2 separate regions of the Homo sapiens genome follow, and region 2 is linked to region 1. Evidence: chromatin contacts called from ENCODE Hi-C or POLR2A ChIA-PET data. All regions are on one chromosome and are shown on one strand. Each heading gives the region's core, a stretch centred on a gene start or an enhancer-like site at or near the end of the contact. The rest is flanking DNA. Distances are from core to core; before and after follow the strand shown.

Region 1 (5,234 bases), core at 1,256-3,755:
ATAATTTTCAGATTTAGTCTTCATTGGTTGTATATATGTGTTTTCATTTTAATTAAGAATACTCATTAGTATTTCTTATATGGCAGGTCTAATGGTGATAAATTCTCTCATTTTTTTTCTCAAGGAAAGATTTTATCTTTCCTTCATTTTTATAGAATAATTTTTCTGGGAATGGTATTTTTGCTAACCAGTATGTTTTTTTTTCTTTCAGTACTACAAATATGTCATCTCACTCTCTCCAGGCCTGCAAGGTTTCTGCTGAGAAATCCACTAGTGGTATCACAGGGTTTTCTTTACATAGGATGAGTTGCTTCCCTTAAAAGTCTCTTTGTCCTTAACTTTTGACAATTTTATTACAATGTATCTCAGTATGTTCTCTTTTAAGTTGAACCTATTTGGAAACATTTGAGATTCTTGAATCTGGATTCACAATTTCCAAATCTTCCCCAAATTAGGAAGGTTTTAGTCATTATTATTTAAATTAGCTTTCTGCTCCCTTTTTCTGTCTGTTTTCCTTAAAATTCCATAATGCATTTATTGGTTTACTTGATGGTATTCCATAAATCCCATAGGCTTTCTTCACCCTTTTTCATTATTTTTTTCTTTTCTTCTCTGACTGGATAATTTTAAATGATCTCTCTTTGAATTTGCAGATTCTTCCGCTTAACTGTGTGCTGTTGAAACCCTCTTTTGCATTTTTCATTCCACTCATTGTATTCTTTAGCTCCAGAACTGCTCTTTGGTTCTTTTTAATGATTTTCATCTCTTTGTTCAACTTCTCATTTTTTTCATATATTATTTTCCTGATTCCACTAAGTTACCAATCTGTTATTTTGTAGCTTGCTGAGCTTGTTTAAAACAATTATTTTTAATTCTTTGTCAGGAAATTTGTAGATCTTCATTTCTTAGGGATTCATTAGTGGATTTTTTTGTATTCCTTTAGTGTTATCATGTTTTCTTGATTTTTCCAGTTCTTTGTAGCCTTGCTTTGATGTGTGTGTATTTGAACAAGGAGTTACCTCTTCCAGACCTTACAGATAGGCTTCAGTTGGGAAAGATCTTCACCACAGATGGGTACAAGGGTGCTGGTCAGATGGGGTGCAGCAGCTTCTACTCTAAGGTGGTGCATTGGTATGAAATTCTAACAGCTGCATCAGCTGAGGTCAGTGTCAGCAAATACTATGGGGGCACTTGATGGCAAAATTTGTGGGTGTCCATGGCAGCAGCAATAGTTTCTTGGGCCCTTCTGTTCTCCATTTCTCCCACAGATGGAGTCTTCTCTGAGAAATATGGGCATATTTCTCAATGGTACCAGGGCCCAGAAAGTAGGTGCATGCATAGCAGTGGCAGCACTGGAGCCCAGGGAGATATATTAATATTAGAGACAAAAAGGTCAGGTGGCAATGGAAATACAAAGGGCAGGAAAATGCAAAAGTAGCTCTGAAGCAAAAAACGAAGAAAGATTTTGAAAGGGAGTAATTAAAGATGACTCAAAATCTCAATCCTGGAAAACAGGGACCTTATTGGTAATCTTAATGAAATTCATAACATTGGAAGATCATACTACATTAATAAAGATGCATGAGATTGATAGCTGATATTAATTTTGTCAATTATGGTATCTTCAATGTATCAAACATTGTGCTAAACATACAGTCTCATAAATTCTGACTTTAACCTTAAAAGATAGGTCCTAGTATTATTCCTCTTAACTATATATAAAGTAACTGACTCAACAAAAAATCTTAGGTCATTTTCAATGTTCAGACAAGTAGTAAATGGAAGAATAGATGTTTGTACCCACAAAAACTGACACCAAATATCCCAATAAAGATTATCGCTATTGTCTCTTCTTAACCACTGTGTTTTATTGCTTCCTCAGGGGTCTCAAAAGTCACCTACATACATGTGCTTAATGAATACAGAAGAGGAAATTGAAGTCCAGGAAGTTTAAGAAACTTTTTAAAAATCATGCAGTAAGTACCATATCCAGTCCCAGAGCCATGTGCCCTAGTGTTTTATTTAGTGCCCTTTAGAAACTTTACTCATAACAGGTACTTCATTCTAATAGAAAGCTTATTTTTCTACAATGTTCACCTCTGTCTCTTACCGTTCCCACAAACAAAATGCTGTTCTTAGGTGTAGGTAAAAAGTGAAATCTTAAAAATAAATTAGTGTTCAATCAGAGAAACCAATAAACCTCATTAGTCAATTATTCGAGGTAAATAATTGCATTTTCCTCAATAACGGGGTGTGTGGGTTTTTTATCTGAATCATTTGGTATTATATCATTAATCTTTTCAGTTCATTCTGCCAGTATTGGTAAGTGAAAATTATTCACTACAAGTGCTGAATAATTTGCATTTACCAATACTACATAAGAAAGTTTTCCTAAGGAGGCAAATTCGAGACAATAGTAATTTGGATGAGAATGTGTATCCTATGCTTCCATCTAGTGGTGGTCTTGCGCTATTACACGATGATGAAGACTGCTTTGCTTTAGTGTCATCCTCTTGCCTGTAAAACAGAGCAAGATTCTTCAGGTGTCCTCACTCGTATCACAGCTGATTCTGTATGCCAGGAAGGATGTGATAAGAGACTGAAACAAGGGTCGTGGGGGGGACGATGGTCTACTGGGTATGAAAAAACGATGATCTACTGGTTATCTGGTAATTCTGGGAACTGGAGAGGAAACAGGATTTCTGAGTGAGAGCAGGGTTTTTTGGAAGGATAGCAAATGCCCCCTACTGGCTGCTCTAGGCATGGCCAGTTATATTTCCAATGCATCAAAGCAAAACAGTTACGCGCAATTTGATGACGGGGACAAACTCAGAGAAATGCGTTGTTAGGTGATTTCCTCATTGTGCAAACATTGTAGAGTATACTTACACAAAACTCTATGGTCTAGCCTACTGCACACCTATGCTATATGATATTACTCCTAGGCCACAAACCTATACAGCACGTTATTATACCAAATACTATAGGCAATTGTAACACAATGGTACGTATTTGTGTATCTAAACATGTATAAACATAGACAAAATAGAAAAGGTTCAGTTAAAATGCAGTATAAAAGATGAATTGTATAGGGCACTTACCATGAATGGAGTTAACAGGACTGAAAGTTGTTCTGGGTGAGTTAGTGAGTTGTTCTGGGTGACTGAGTGTGAAAGCCCAAGACATGACTGTACACTACTGTCAACTGTACACTTAGGCTATACTAAATTTATACAAAATATTTTTCTTTCTTCAATAATAAATTAACCTTAGCTTATTGGAGAACTGCAGTCATATATGTGGTCCATCACTGACCAAAACGTCGTTGTGCAGCACATGACTGTAAATATGAAAACTAAATTAGTTGATCACTTAACCTCTCTAGTCCTAGCTTCCTCTGCATAAAAGAGAGCAGGAGAGACATTAAATGTAGTCTAAATGATTTCCAAAAGTCTTTCCCTATTAAGATTTTATGACTCTACAATTTGCAAATCAAGATATTTTGCCTAGATGACATCCTGCAGACACAGTGGGAAATTTATAGAAGCTTGGAATTTGTTGTTGTTGCTGTTGTCAGATCCAGTCTAAATAAGACCTTAGCTTTTCTTTTGTTTTCTCTTTATAGGCAAAATAATGGCTACATACCCCAAGATTGGCGACACAGCCATCCTTTCCAAATTTTCTCTTTATGTCGCTGCCAAAGAAATAAAAACTGGCTGACTGACATCATCAGAGTGGAAGAAGAGTAAACAGGAGACAATTTATGCAAGGGAGAGCTTAAACTACTACGAAATTCTCCAGTGACCCTGTGATTCATTTTGTTTCCTGGTAGTTACCACTTTCTAGTTCTGACAGATGTGCTTTTCTGCTTTTTTTTTTTTTCTTAAGAAGCTTACTGAGCTTGCAAAGGGAAGCTCTAAAGGAATAAGGTTAAGGAGCTAACTCAGCATCAACAGAGGCAGATGCCTTCTTGTAATTGAACTAAAACCCTTAGACTTTCTGTAAGTCAACTCTCTCTAGTGTAAGCCATTGCCTTATTTTTATTTTTATGCAGACCATTTCCCACTTAAAATTCATCATCAAAAAACAAACTGCTTTTATTTCTTCCTTAATGTTTATAGCGATATAGATAGTCTAGCAAAGATTATTCAGTAAAGAGGTCAGACAGATTCTCATCATGATTCATCCCTGCGATGCAGAAGGAGACACCAGGGCATCCTAACATAATTTAAGTGACAGTGAGGAGGCATATGACTTGACAGATATTTCCGAAAAATAAGTGCCCCAAATAGCTCCACTGAGTCCTGTAAAGAGGACATCTTCTATTCCAGTGCTTCATTCCTTCAGATCAAAGACCACTTCGTGAAGTCTCCTCTTCAATCTTGCTTATTCTTTATCAGCTACCAATATTTCTTTGCGAACGTAAAAGTTTAGCAGTCATCAAAGGTTGTCTCAAGATGATAGGACACAGAATTTTGGTAAGGAGAATGTGCAAAGCACCAATTTGCCTATAAATGAGAATCTCACTGATTTACCTATGAATGAGAACTGGCTGTCATGGAGGAGTACTATTTTGGGAGAATGTAAGTATCGTGGTTTTCTTTTGTTTTGTTTTGTTTTGTTTTGTCTTGTTTTGTTTTAAAATGGGATCTGAGATCAAATAAGTTTGAGAGACACAGAATTCAGCAGAACAAAGCAGGCTTTTTTTTTTTCAACTGAAGCCTTGAACGTGTTAATATTCATTCATTATTTAAGAAATATTTACTAATACCAACTATACTTCAAAGATAATTATAAGTGTTTGGGATGCCTCAGGGAACAAAACAAAGATCACTTCCTTGCAGAGCTTACATTCTAGCCGGATAAGACAGATTATGAACAATAAACATAATGTAAATTATATAAAACATGCTAAGCAGGATGAAAGGTAGATTGGTAACACAGGTTGTAGGAGGAAAGAAAGAATACGGTATTTTTAAAAAGAGTGGTCAGGGTATACTTCATTCAATAGATGACATTTTAGCATACATTTGAATTTGTTAAGGGAGTTAGCCATATAGATATCCAGATGAACAATATGTCAGGCAAGGGTGACAACCAGTGCAAAGGCCCTGGGGTAAGAGTGTGACCCCTAACAGAGTAATAAAATGTATAATGTTTCCCAAACTCATTTAGTACATAACAATTTTTCACAAAATGCCTTCAGTGTAGCCAAGAAATACTTTGGGAAATGT
Region 2 (5,234 bases), core at 1,737-4,236, 570 kb before region 1:
GATTTTTGTATATTGACTTCACATCTAGTTTCTTTGCTAATACACTTACAAATTCTAAAACTACCCGTAATTCTTTTGGAATGTTTACACATACAACCATATGACTTTAAATAATGATTTTTTAAAAAAATAATAAAGATAACTTCTTATTACTGTATTTTTATGTCTCAAGGTATTAGGATTACTGTTGGTAATGTGGGACTAGTCACAGTTTTTTAAAAATATAGAGTCCATCAATAAACAAATTTATTGCCATGCTTTAAGTCAATACATATGAAACTTGTGCTATTTCAGTTGTAGCATTGTTTCCATTATAAATATGTCTGAAATTTGTTAATTAGTAGGTTGGCAATTCAAAATTCATTTTCATCAATTCAGAAAAGGATAAGGCTAAATTTATCTTTCTTCTCACAGTTAAAAGGCAGACAGTTAAATAGCATTAGAAAGGTTAAGAGGAGGCTGGGTACAGTGGCTCACATCTGTAATCCTGCACTTTGGGAGGCCAAAGTGGGAGGATCACTTGAGGTCAGGAGTTCAAGACCAGCCTTGCCAACATGGCGAAACCCTGTCTCTAATAAAAATACAAAAGTTAGCCAGGGCTGATGGCACATGCCTGTAATCCCAGCTGCTCAGGAGGCTGAGGCAGAATTACTTGAACCCGAGAGGTGGAGGTTGCTGTGAGCCAAGATTGCGCCATTGCACTCCAGCCTGGGCAACAGTGCAAGACTCCATCTCAAAAAAAAAAAAAAAAAAGGTTAGGAGGTATATTCACCAACTTCTTGTAGCGTATCTCAGCTAAAACCCTTATTACTTCATTGAATTAACCTTTTAACCAGCCTCCCTTTTTCTAAGCCTTTAGTGTGTTTCTTCATAATGTTAGAAAAGTATTATTTTCCTTTTTAAAAAGACTTTATTTTTTACAGAAGTGTTTAGGTCCACAGAAATACTGAGCAGAAAGTACAGTTCCCCCATTGTCCCTCTTCTACCTGCTCCACAAACAGCCAGGAAGAGTCCATGTTGCAGTTGAAATGTGAAGACCACCTGCTGACAGAATTCCCTTTTGTTTGGGGGAAGTCAGTTGTTTCTTCTATTAAGGCCTTCCACTAATTGTACGAACCCAACCCACATTATGGAAGACAATCTGCTTTATTCAAAATCCACCAATTTAAATGTTGATCTCATCCACAAACACCCTTTTGGAAATATCCAGAATAACATTTGACCAACTATCCAGACACTGTGGCCTAGAAGGGTTGATACAGAAAATTAACCATCACAAGCTCACTCCTTGTCACCTTGGCACTCATACCCATCTCCTAAACCATATTTAAATCTTCAAATAAGGACAATAATAAGGTTATACCTCTACCTAACATGAGGTATGGAATTATGTGGGTACAACTGAAAATGCACCAATCCTTTCCCCAGAAGAAGATGCAAAGTCTTTGGCTGATATTTACTCTTCTTGATGTCCTGTAACTTACACACTGTGATGCAACATTAATAATACTTAAATTCTATGATATAAAGTCAATATATCTTATGTTACATGTTAAGGTGATAAGAAAGGAAAAATATTTGCTTTGTACACACACATACAAATGTATTTATAACAAAAATGAGCAAATATGACAATTATAGTTCTGATTTTGGTAACTGGTCATGTGGTCATAGCTGGTATTTGTAACTACCTACCTTCTTCCACTCTACCTCCAATATTCCCTTTGCCTCAGCAAGTCCCTCAGTTGGCTGTGGTTCTTTACCTGGTGAGGTGACATGAACCTTTGAAGGATTTAATGTTATTTGATTAGATTGAAAATGACATATTCAAATTTTTTTCTAGCATATAGAATTTATTTTTATGTATTGACTCTGCATCCAATATCTTAGCAAATGCATCTATTAATTAAAAAATTATCTCTCCTTTTTTTGGAAGTTTTACATGTATAGCCATGTTATCTGTGAATACTGACAGTTTTAATTCTTCTTTTCCTGATCTTATAATTTTTATGTCATTATCTTGCTTTATTGCACTAGCTAGAACTTCTAATAGAGTGCTGGATAAAAGTGGTGAGAACAGGTACTTGTCTTGTTCATGATATTGAAGAAAAACTTTTAATATTTTCACATGAAGTATAATGTTTGTTGTATGTATTTAGAACTATTTTTTTAAATCAAATTTGGAAGTTCTAACCTATCCCTACTTTGCTAGGAGTTTTTTAAATTGTATTTTATTTTAACATAATTGTGATTAACATGTAGTTGTAAGAAATAATGCAGAGAAATCCTATGTTTTCTTTACCAGTTCCTTTCAATTATAATATATTTAAAAATGATGGTACCAAAAAAATGGCAGATAGGAGGCAGGACTAACTTGCAGTTCCCACTTGGATGGACAGAGCAGCATGTGGAGACTCACACTGCGAACTTTTGCTCTAAGAACTACCACAGGAATGTATCAGGAGTGCCGAGAGAATCCACAGACTCTGTAAAGGAAGTGGATTGGCGCTGCAGGTTCCGTGAGACAGCTGAAAAACTGTGAGTGCCCAAAGTGTGAAAGTGTGAAAGGGGGATCATCTGCTCTGCCCCCAAACACACATCCTCACTGGGGAACCTGAAGGCCCAAATCATGGGAGAAGTATTTGACCTTACCTGGAGCTGAGACAAATTTAGAGAGCCAGTGAAATACAGGGGTCTCTACTTCTAAGCAACAGGAAGAGCACTGTGGGCACTCTCGGTCCCCAGGAAAGCCATTTCTGACTTTGCTCACAGGGGTCCTTAGGGAGGGCTGCCTGTGAAATTGGGGAAAGACCACAGGGAGAAGGAAACTTTCAGCTGAGCTTTGTAACAATTTCAACCCAATGTGAAGTTTTTGGGACGGAACCCGGAGAAAGGGAGGAACTGAGAGTGCGGACTCAGCACAGAAGCTGTGGCAGGCGGGGAGGCATGAAACCTGAAAGCCCTGCTTTCGTTCTCAGTGGAGGGGCTTGCAGCCTGGGACAAGTTCTCAGCCCTGCTCACTGGCCGCCTGGCTATAAACTTGGTGCTGTTGTGGGGGCAGGGTGGGAGTGAGACTGGCCTTTCTGGCTGTGTGGGAACTTGGTAAGGCCTGTAACCACTAGCTTTCCCCCACTTCCCTGGTGAACTGCATGACACAGCACAGACAGCCATAATTGCCCTGGGAACATAACTCCATTGGACTGAGAACCACACCCTCATCCCCTACAGCAGCTGCAGCAAGCCCTGCCCAAGGAGAGTCTGAGCTCAGACACCCCTAACCCTGCCCCAACCTGATGGTCTTTCTCAACCCACCCTGGTAGCCAGAGATAAAGAACATAATCTGTCCGGAGCTCTACGGCCCCACCCACCACCTGAGAAACCCAAATTCTTATCCAGGTGTCACTAGGGAAAGCCTGTATCCTCCTTCCCTATACTACCTACAGCTGATGCTCTCTTGTAAGCGCCACCTCCTGGCTGGAGGCCAACCAACACAAAACTTATCCAGACAACCCTAGGGCAAACTTGTATCCTCCCTATACTATTGCTGTTGAAAGACCTGAAGACAGATCACATCACAGCACCCTTTGCCAACACTCCCTAGTACCAGCCCAGAACTCGGAAGCTCCACTAGGTGGCCAGACCCAGAAGAGAAATAACAATCACTGCCGTTAAGCTCTCAGGAAGCCCCATCCCTAGGGGAAGGGGGAACAGCACCACATCAAGGGAACACCCTGTGGGACAAAAGAATCTTAAAGCAGCCCTTGAGCCCCAGATCTACCCTCTGACATAGTCTACCCAAATAAGAAAGAACCAGAAAAACAATTCTGGTAACATGACAAAACAAGGTTTTTTTTTTTTTTTTTTTTTTTTTTTTTTTTAAATCACCCCCAGAAGATCATACCAGCTCACCAGCAATGGATCCAAACCAAGAAGAAATCTCTGAATTGCCAGGAAAAGAATTCAGAAGGTCGATTTATTTTATTATTTTATTTTATTTTATTGAGACAGTGTCTCACTGTGTCCCCCAGGATGGAGTGCAGTGGTGCAATCTTGGTTCACTTCAACCTTTGCCTCCCGGCTTCAAGTGATTATCCTGCCTCAGCCTCCTGAGTAGCTGGGACTACAGGCACACGCAACAACACCCGGCTAATTATTGTATTTTTATTAGAGATAGGGTTTTGCCATGTTGGCCAGGCTGGTCTCAAACTCCTGACCTCAGATGATCTGCCCGCCTTGGCCTCCCAAAGTGCTGGGATTACAGGCATGAGCAACCATGCCTGGCCCAGAAGGTCGATTATTAAGCTACTTAAGGAGGCACCAGAGAAAGGTGAATATCAACTTAAAGAAATCTTAAAAATGTTACAGGACATGGATGGAAAAATTTCCAGAGAAGTAGATGGCATAAATAAAAAAAATCTCAACTTCTGGAAATGAAGAACACACTTAGAAAAATGCAAAATACACTGGAAATTCTCAGCAATAAAATTGAACAAGTAGAAGAAAACAGTTCAGAGCTGGAAGACAAGGCTCTTGAATCAACCCACTCCAACAAAGACAAAGAAAAAATAATTTAAAAAATGAACAAAGCATCCAAGAAGTTTGAGATTATGTTAAATGAACAAACCTGAGAATAATTGGTGTTCCCAAAAAAGGAGAGATATCTAAAAGTTTGGAAAACTTATTTTAGGGAATATTTGAGGAAAACTTCCCTGGCCTTGCTAGAGATCTAGACATCCAAATACAAGAAGCTCAAAGAACACCTGGGAAATTCATTGCAAAAAGATCATCACCTAGGCACATAGTCATCAGGTTATCTAAAATCAAGACAAAGAAAATAATCTTAAGAGCTGTCAGGCAAAACCAGTAGGTAGCCTATAAAGGAAAACCTGTCAGCTTAATGGCTAATTTCTTTGCAGAAACCCTACAAATTAGAAGGGATTGGGGTCCTATTTTTAGCCTCCTTAAACAAAACAATTATCAGCCAAGAATTTTGTATCCAGAAAAACTAATCTTTATAAATGAATAAACAAATGCTGAGAGAATTCATCACTACCAAGCCAGCACTACAAGAACTGCTAAAAGGAGCTCTAAATCTTGAAACAAATCCTTGAAATACACCAAAATAGAACCTCCTTAAAGCATAAATCTTACAGGACCTATAAAACAAAAACACAATAAAACAACAACAGCAGCAACAAGTTATTCAGGCAACAGATAACACAATGAATAGAATA

What was found. A loop is a pair of places that touch in the nucleus more often than their neighbours do. ChIA-PET counts read pairs that join two places held with the same protein, here RNA polymerase II (POLR2A). Pooled maps may share reads with other maps.
Region 2: a loop to region 1 is called in a pooled map, with 5 times the contacts of the local background. The contact joins two enhancer-like sites. A Hi-C loop is called at or near these places in 2 of 168 maps with a recorded cell type or tissue (GM13976 and PC-9), 7 of 37 single-sample maps with no recorded cell type and 10 of 50 pooled maps. POLR2A ChIA-PET finds 5 or more read pairs at or near these places in 1 of 52 experiments (B cell).

The regions. Positions count from the first base shown.
Region 1 is chr3:98,037,007-98,042,240 of GRCh38, reverse strand. No RefSeq gene overlaps it. Among named protein-coding and RNA genes, the nearest start is that of GABRR3, 4.3 kb to the right of the region's middle. RefSeq lists an enhancer at 2,602-2,896. Within about 2 kb of position 2,505, at least 4 of the 41 ENCODE cell types and tissues checked have a DNase peak (open chromatin) inside an H3K27ac peak, as active enhancers do.
Region 2 is chr3:98,611,057-98,616,290 of GRCh38, reverse strand. No RefSeq gene overlaps it. Among named protein-coding and RNA genes, the nearest start is that of CPOX, 20 kb to the right of the region's middle. RefSeq lists enhancers at 2,712-2,861, 3,172-3,241. Within about 2 kb of position 2,986, at least 3 of the 41 ENCODE cell types and tissues checked have a DNase peak (open chromatin) inside an H3K27ac peak, as active enhancers do.